2 separate regions of the Homo sapiens genome follow, and region 1 is linked to region 2. A link is an interaction called in ENCODE POLR2A ChIA-PET data of the cell type or tissue named here. Cell type or tissue: PC-9. All regions are shown on one strand. Links, peaks and the distances in the headings refer to the core of each region. The heading gives the core; the rest is flanking DNA.

Region 1 (2,923 bases), core at 282-2,781, 590 kb before region 2:
AAAACTGACACCAAATGAAACAACCAGAGATTCCTATTTCCCACTGCATGCTCATTGCAGGGATAAGTTCAGTGAATGGCATGGCAGGCAGAACCTGCTATACTTACATTATTTGTCTTTTCTGCCAAACGCATATACTTGACTTTTTGAAGTTAAATGCATGAATGATGCCTCTGAACTACCAACTACCAAAAAAAGGAATTCAAGATGATTTACCAAAGTGAAAACCCATAAATAATGAATGACTAAAAATAATCTAATTAATTTATCATAAAGAAAATATCCTAAATAAACTATCTGCTGCAGTGTTGTAGGCCAGGACACTACTAGCTAACTATGGGCATAATTAAGCTCACAGTAGCATTTCATAAGTGCTACAGATTTGCCAACCACATAGACCAGCATTTACTTTCAATTTAATAAATAAACAGCAAAAAAGAAAAACAAGTAAAAAATAAGGGAACTCCTTACTTGGTGCAATAGTTGCATGTGGTCGGCATGGAGGTATCGGATAAGGAACAGGTTTATGTGGATTATATGTTGAAGGAGGCTAAAACATGGGGGAAAATACAGCAGTTAGAAGAAAATCAAGTAAGCTGTCTCCTGGCAACTTGTCTTTCAAAATATTTAGTCCTAATATGCTAAAAATGTCCCCGCATATCATACTACTGGACTACATGGGACAACAAATGAGGGAAATTTCTTTGCTTTAATAAATGTGGTTGCTATTAAATTCCAAATGCAGATCTTGCCAAAGATGGCCATAGAGGTGGCCAGAGATTTTTAAAATCATCTCCAATAAGGGGTTAGATCTCATTGTAAACAGCAAACTCCTCCCAGGCCCAGCCTAAGTTAAACCAAGAATTCCTGTTTCCTCCTACATAACAAAGACAAGAAACCTTCTAGGTTTTACAATCTCAAATTACGCAAGAACTCCCAATGGCAACATCCTCCTAAACTGATAGGAATTCATCCTCTCATTCCCACCCTCTTTCCTCCTTTTAGAAGAAAAAAGCACTGTTTGCGTTAGCATTTGGCATTCTGACAACTCCAGTAGAACATAGACTGGAATCAGGAATTCAGTATGTTAGTTGTTCTGCCTTTTGAAATCCATAAATCCACCAATACTTATTTTACAGTTGATGGAGCTTACCTAAGTAACAAAAAGCATTCAAAGCACTGGTCTTTAGAAAACTGGAAGTATCTGAAGCTAAGCCAGATGCTGTACTTTTTACCTACAGAGAGAGCATGTGCATGCCTGTGAGGCAGGGGAAAGGACCCACTGGTGGTAAGGGAGCCAGATTCTTTCCAGCTCCCATAATTGTGGCCCTATCTGAAGTCTTGTGCAAGAACCATGATCTGTTACTATTCTGCCATAAACAACTCCACTGGAGTTCTTGTCATGTGGACAGGCAGGTTTTGCAAGGTGGTTGTATGCAGGCCTCTAGTACTTCAACTCCAAAGATCCTTCAACCCATGGGGTTGTCTTCTCCTGTCCTGTTTACATTGCAATCATTATAATCACTATCTTGTAAATACTTTCAACCTGTGACTTCACTGTGGTTTCACTAACACTAATTCAGCTAAACTACAAACTTAGTTAAAACAAGCTCTCCACACTCCGTATCTCCAACTGAGCAGCTGAATGCATCTCGAGAAAAAAACTGAAAGCAATTTCACTGATTCTACTTTAAAATAAAAAGCTCAATCTCAAAGGGGCTCTTACTACTGTTAAATATTTATGTTTCCCTCATCCATTCACTCTCTCACTCTCCTACAATTTCTAGAATACTTCAAACTTTGCAACACAAAAATAAAATTTATGCTTTGAGTAAAAAGGAAACTTTATGTAGGAAGGAGTTTGGGCTTGTTTCATCATTTTCTAAACATACTGGTTTGGATGGCCCAAGAATTCGTGCAGCTATTCCTTTGCCTTCGTTAGTACATTCTTCACCATCTTTTTTCAAAGGAGTTCCCTATTAAAAAAAAAAAAAAAAGGTAATTGAAACTTAAAAAAAAAACCCTCAAACCAGTAACAATAACCAACCTCACTGTATTACACTGAAGAAAAGGACTTGGTAAGAGTGTAAAGACTTGCATTCCCATTTCAGTTCTGCACTGGCTGGCGGCATGACCCTGATAAGGTCCTCAATCCTCCTATGCTATGGAACTCTCATATCACATGCAAAGGTACTCAGAAGTGAACATGAAAAACACAGAGAGGATGACAGGAAAATATAAGGTATCCACAGGGACTGGTTCTAGGACCTCCCCCATAAATACCAAAATACATGGATGCTCAAGTCTCTTATATAAAACAGCATAGTATTTGCATATAACCTGAACATATCCACCCATATACTTTAAATAATCTCTAGATTACTTATAATACCGAATACAATGTGGATGCCGTGTAAATAGTTGTTATGCTGCATTGTTTTACTGTATTATTGCTTTTTTTCGGAATACAGTATGTTCTGATTTTTCTTCTTCACAAATAGGAGCAATCAGAAATGAACTTCCAATGCCACAGTATGTATAATACTCAAAGAATAAGAGTACCTATGTTACAGTTGAAAGTAGATAAGAAAAAATGGTGTTCTCTATAAAGATTAAGTGTGATTATTTATATTGTCAAGGGTAAATGAGACCTTATTCAAGACTGTTAAAATTAACAGATCAGAATAAGTTGATAGATTATTGCAGTGTGTCATCGCCCTAACACTGTGTGTGGCTAAATGGTATATACTAGTGTGGAAGCCAACTCCCAAGATGTCCCCCACTGATCCTCATCTCCTACCTGCCCTTGCACCATTCCCTCCCAGAATGAATGGGGCTGACCTGTGTAACACATGGGACATTGCAGAAAGGATGGCATCTGACTTCCAGGCAGCTTCCACTTGTCTTCTCTTGCTTGGATTAC
Region 2 (2,923 bases), core at 279-2,778:
GTAATCCCAGCTACTTGGGAGGCTGAGGCAGGAGAATCACCTGAACCTGGGAGGTGGAGGTTGCAGTGAGCCGAGATCGCGTGATTGCACTCCAGCCTGGGCGACAAGAGCAAGACTCTGTCTCAAAAATAAAAAATAAAACATAAAAAAGAATTCTGAGAGAAAAGCCTCCAAAAGTGAGATTTTTCTTGCTCTAATCAAGTCCAACTCTAACTTTGTTTTCTTTCTGCCTCCCTATTTCTGAGCCTATCTTGACAATCCAGTTTAGCAGCCACCTTAGCAGAGACAAAGAAAATACTGGACTCAACAATTTGAGGCCCAGATGGTCCTACTAAGTAACTTTAAGATGTGAAAGCACTTTGGGTTCCATAGAGTACTTTGGGTTCATTAGTACAATCTTGAAATCCTTCTTAAATAACATTAACTCATACATGCAATCAATAGCCCTAACTGATTTATATCAATTCTAACTAACAATTATTTTTGAAAATGAGTTTTGTGGATAGAATACAAAACATACTGTCTCAAAAGTATCCGTGACCTTCTAATTCTTCATATTGTTGTCCATATTTATCATTGCAAGAATAGAGATACATCTGAGTATCAAATGTTTAAGAAAGTCTACTGACAAAACAATAAATTAAATGGAATACTTACCCATGTTTCCACTAAAATAGTCTATATCAGACTTTAGAATTGATATAGAAACCCCCACACAGTGTTTACTTTGATCAGTTTGCAGAAACTGAATAAATATTATGTTTCTTATTTAAATTTTAAAATATCTTCCAGGGAAGAATTTAAATGATAGGTATAGAATGTTGCTTCTTCAGTCTACAGCAAGAGCTTAGTATTTAGGCAAAGACCCCGTGAGGGAGAAGCTACACGGCCGTTACTCAATAGCGACATCTGCTGTTATCACAGGAGTATGCTTTCCCATATTAGGAAGCTCTGCTCTTTGGCAATGGGGTAGCTGGAATGACAGTCAACTCTCAGGCATAAAGAGGCTTATTCTCTAATTTGTGGGTTTTCTCGGTCTTTAGTGACTCTTCATTCCCCCACCTGCACTCTGCCTATTGTCTGAAAGGTTAATCTTAGCTTTCTTACCAGAAGTTAAGTAAGCAGAGAATAAAAACTGAACCTCATATCAATCAATATTGTTCCTGTTATTCGATGGTTTAAAATATACTGTTTCCTGGCCGGGCATGGTGGCTCATGCCCGTAATCCCAGCACTTTGAGAGGCCAAGGTGGGTGGATCACCTGAGGTCAGGAGTTCGAGACCTGACTGACTAACATGATGAAACCCCGTCTCTACTAAAAATACAAAAATTAGCGGGGTGTGGTGGTGGGCACCTGTAATCCCAGCTACTCAGGAAGCTGAGGCAGGAGAATTGCTTGAACCCAGGAGGCGGAGTTTGCAGTGAGCCAAGATCGTGCCATTGCACTCCAGCCTGGGCCACAAGAGTGAAACTCTATCTCAAAAAAAAAAAAAAAAAAAAAATACTGTTTCCTTACAGAAGAATTCCAAATAATATAGGTATATATTTCCCCATCTCCCACTCCACCAAAGAGGTGGAATTTATCCCCCTAACCCTTGAAGATAGACTCCACTGAATGACTCACTTACAAAGACTAGAGTATGGAAAGGGAAAAATAGTAACTTTTCGGTGGAGAAGGCTGGCAGATGCTACCTTAACCCAGTGACTCAGGTGAGCATTGCCAATAATGTCATATGGACACCAACTACACCTGATATTATATGAAAAAAGGGCACTTCAGCATCATGGTTTTCCTTCCAAAATCCCATGACTCCAACAGACCAACCCGGATTGGGGGCTGTCCTACAAAATACCTGACCAGAACTCCTCAAAACTGTCAAAATCATGAAAATCAAGGAATGACTTAGAAACTGTTGCAGAGCAGAGGAGACTACAGAGACCTGAGGATTAAATGCAGCATAGTATTCTGCATGGGATCCTGGAGCTGAAAAAGGACATTAGGAGAAAAACTGGGATATCAGTTTGGTGAAAGTATAGGATTTAGTTAATAGTCCTGTATCAATGTTGGTTTTTTTCATTTGGACATATTTACCATTGTATAACAATGATAACATTAGGGGAAACTAAAACTGAGTGAGGGGTGTATGGGAACTCTTCGTATTATCTTTGCAAATTTTCCGTAAATTTCCAAGTATTCCAAGATACAATTTAAAAAATATATGTATATTAAGAACTTGCTCTATGTCTTTCTCTGTGCTGGACATTCTTGTGGATAACACTTCACTTCTTTTTTTTTTTTTTTTTTTTAATAGAGATTGGGCATCCCTATGTTGCCCAGGTCTCAAACTTCTGGCCTCAAGAGATTCTCCCTCCTCAGCCTCCCAAAGTGCTGGATTATAGGCATGAGCCAATATGCCCACCTACACCTCACATTGATGGACATGGCACAGATTAGAATGTGTTTTCAGATATTTTTTTCTCATGTAAACTTCCACAACAGCCATGTGAGGCAGGCCAGATGGGATTATTTCCATCTAGAGATGAAAAAACAAACTCAGAGAAGTTTTATCCGGCTAAAAGTCATACAAGGAGTTAAATGCAAAGCCAGAACTCACCCACAGGACTTGGCATCATCTTCAAAATGTTTTCTACTCCTCACAACAAGTTTCTTATCTTTAAATTCTAATAAAGAAGAGAGAGGAGGAAGATGGAGGATCGGAGACAGGGCTAACGTGCAGCTCCCATTTGGAAAGACAGAACATGTGGAGACTCACGCCATGGACTTTTGCTCCAGGAACCACCACAGAAAAGTACCAGGAAAACCAAAACAATTCACAGATCCTTTGAAAGAAGTAGCAGGCCACTGCAAATTCCATGAGACAGGTGAAAAGCTGTGAGTTCCCAAAGTGTGAGAGGAGGGGCA

Evidence for each region. Peaks named below come from ENCODE experiments on the same cell type or tissue, not always from the same donor. Only the 100,000 strongest peaks of a DNase experiment are listed, where the experiment ranks them.
Region 1: POLR2A ChIA-PET joins it to region 2 with 8 read pairs; 2 of 35 experiments call an interaction of 5 or more read pairs at or near these places.

The regions. Positions count from the first base shown.
Region 1 is chr13:39,022,581-39,025,503 of GRCh38, forward strand. PROSER1 (proline and serine rich 1) reads right to left here. Exons shown (of 13, transcript NM_025138.5): 7 at 1,893-1,976; 8 at 472-550. Among named protein-coding and RNA genes, the nearest start is that of PROSER1, 14 kb to the right of the region's middle. In PC-9, for the core only: no CTCF peak of the experiment used is centred there; DNase peaks (open chromatin) are centred at 891 and 1,431; H3K4me3 peaks cover 386 bases; H3K27ac peaks cover 1,872 bases.
Region 2 is chr13:39,615,377-39,618,299 of GRCh38, forward strand. No RefSeq gene overlaps it. Among named protein-coding and RNA genes, the nearest start is that of LHFPL6, 14 kb to the left of the region's middle. In PC-9, for the core only: CTCF peaks have their summits at 896 (motif pointing left) and 1,104; no DNase peak of the experiment used is centred there.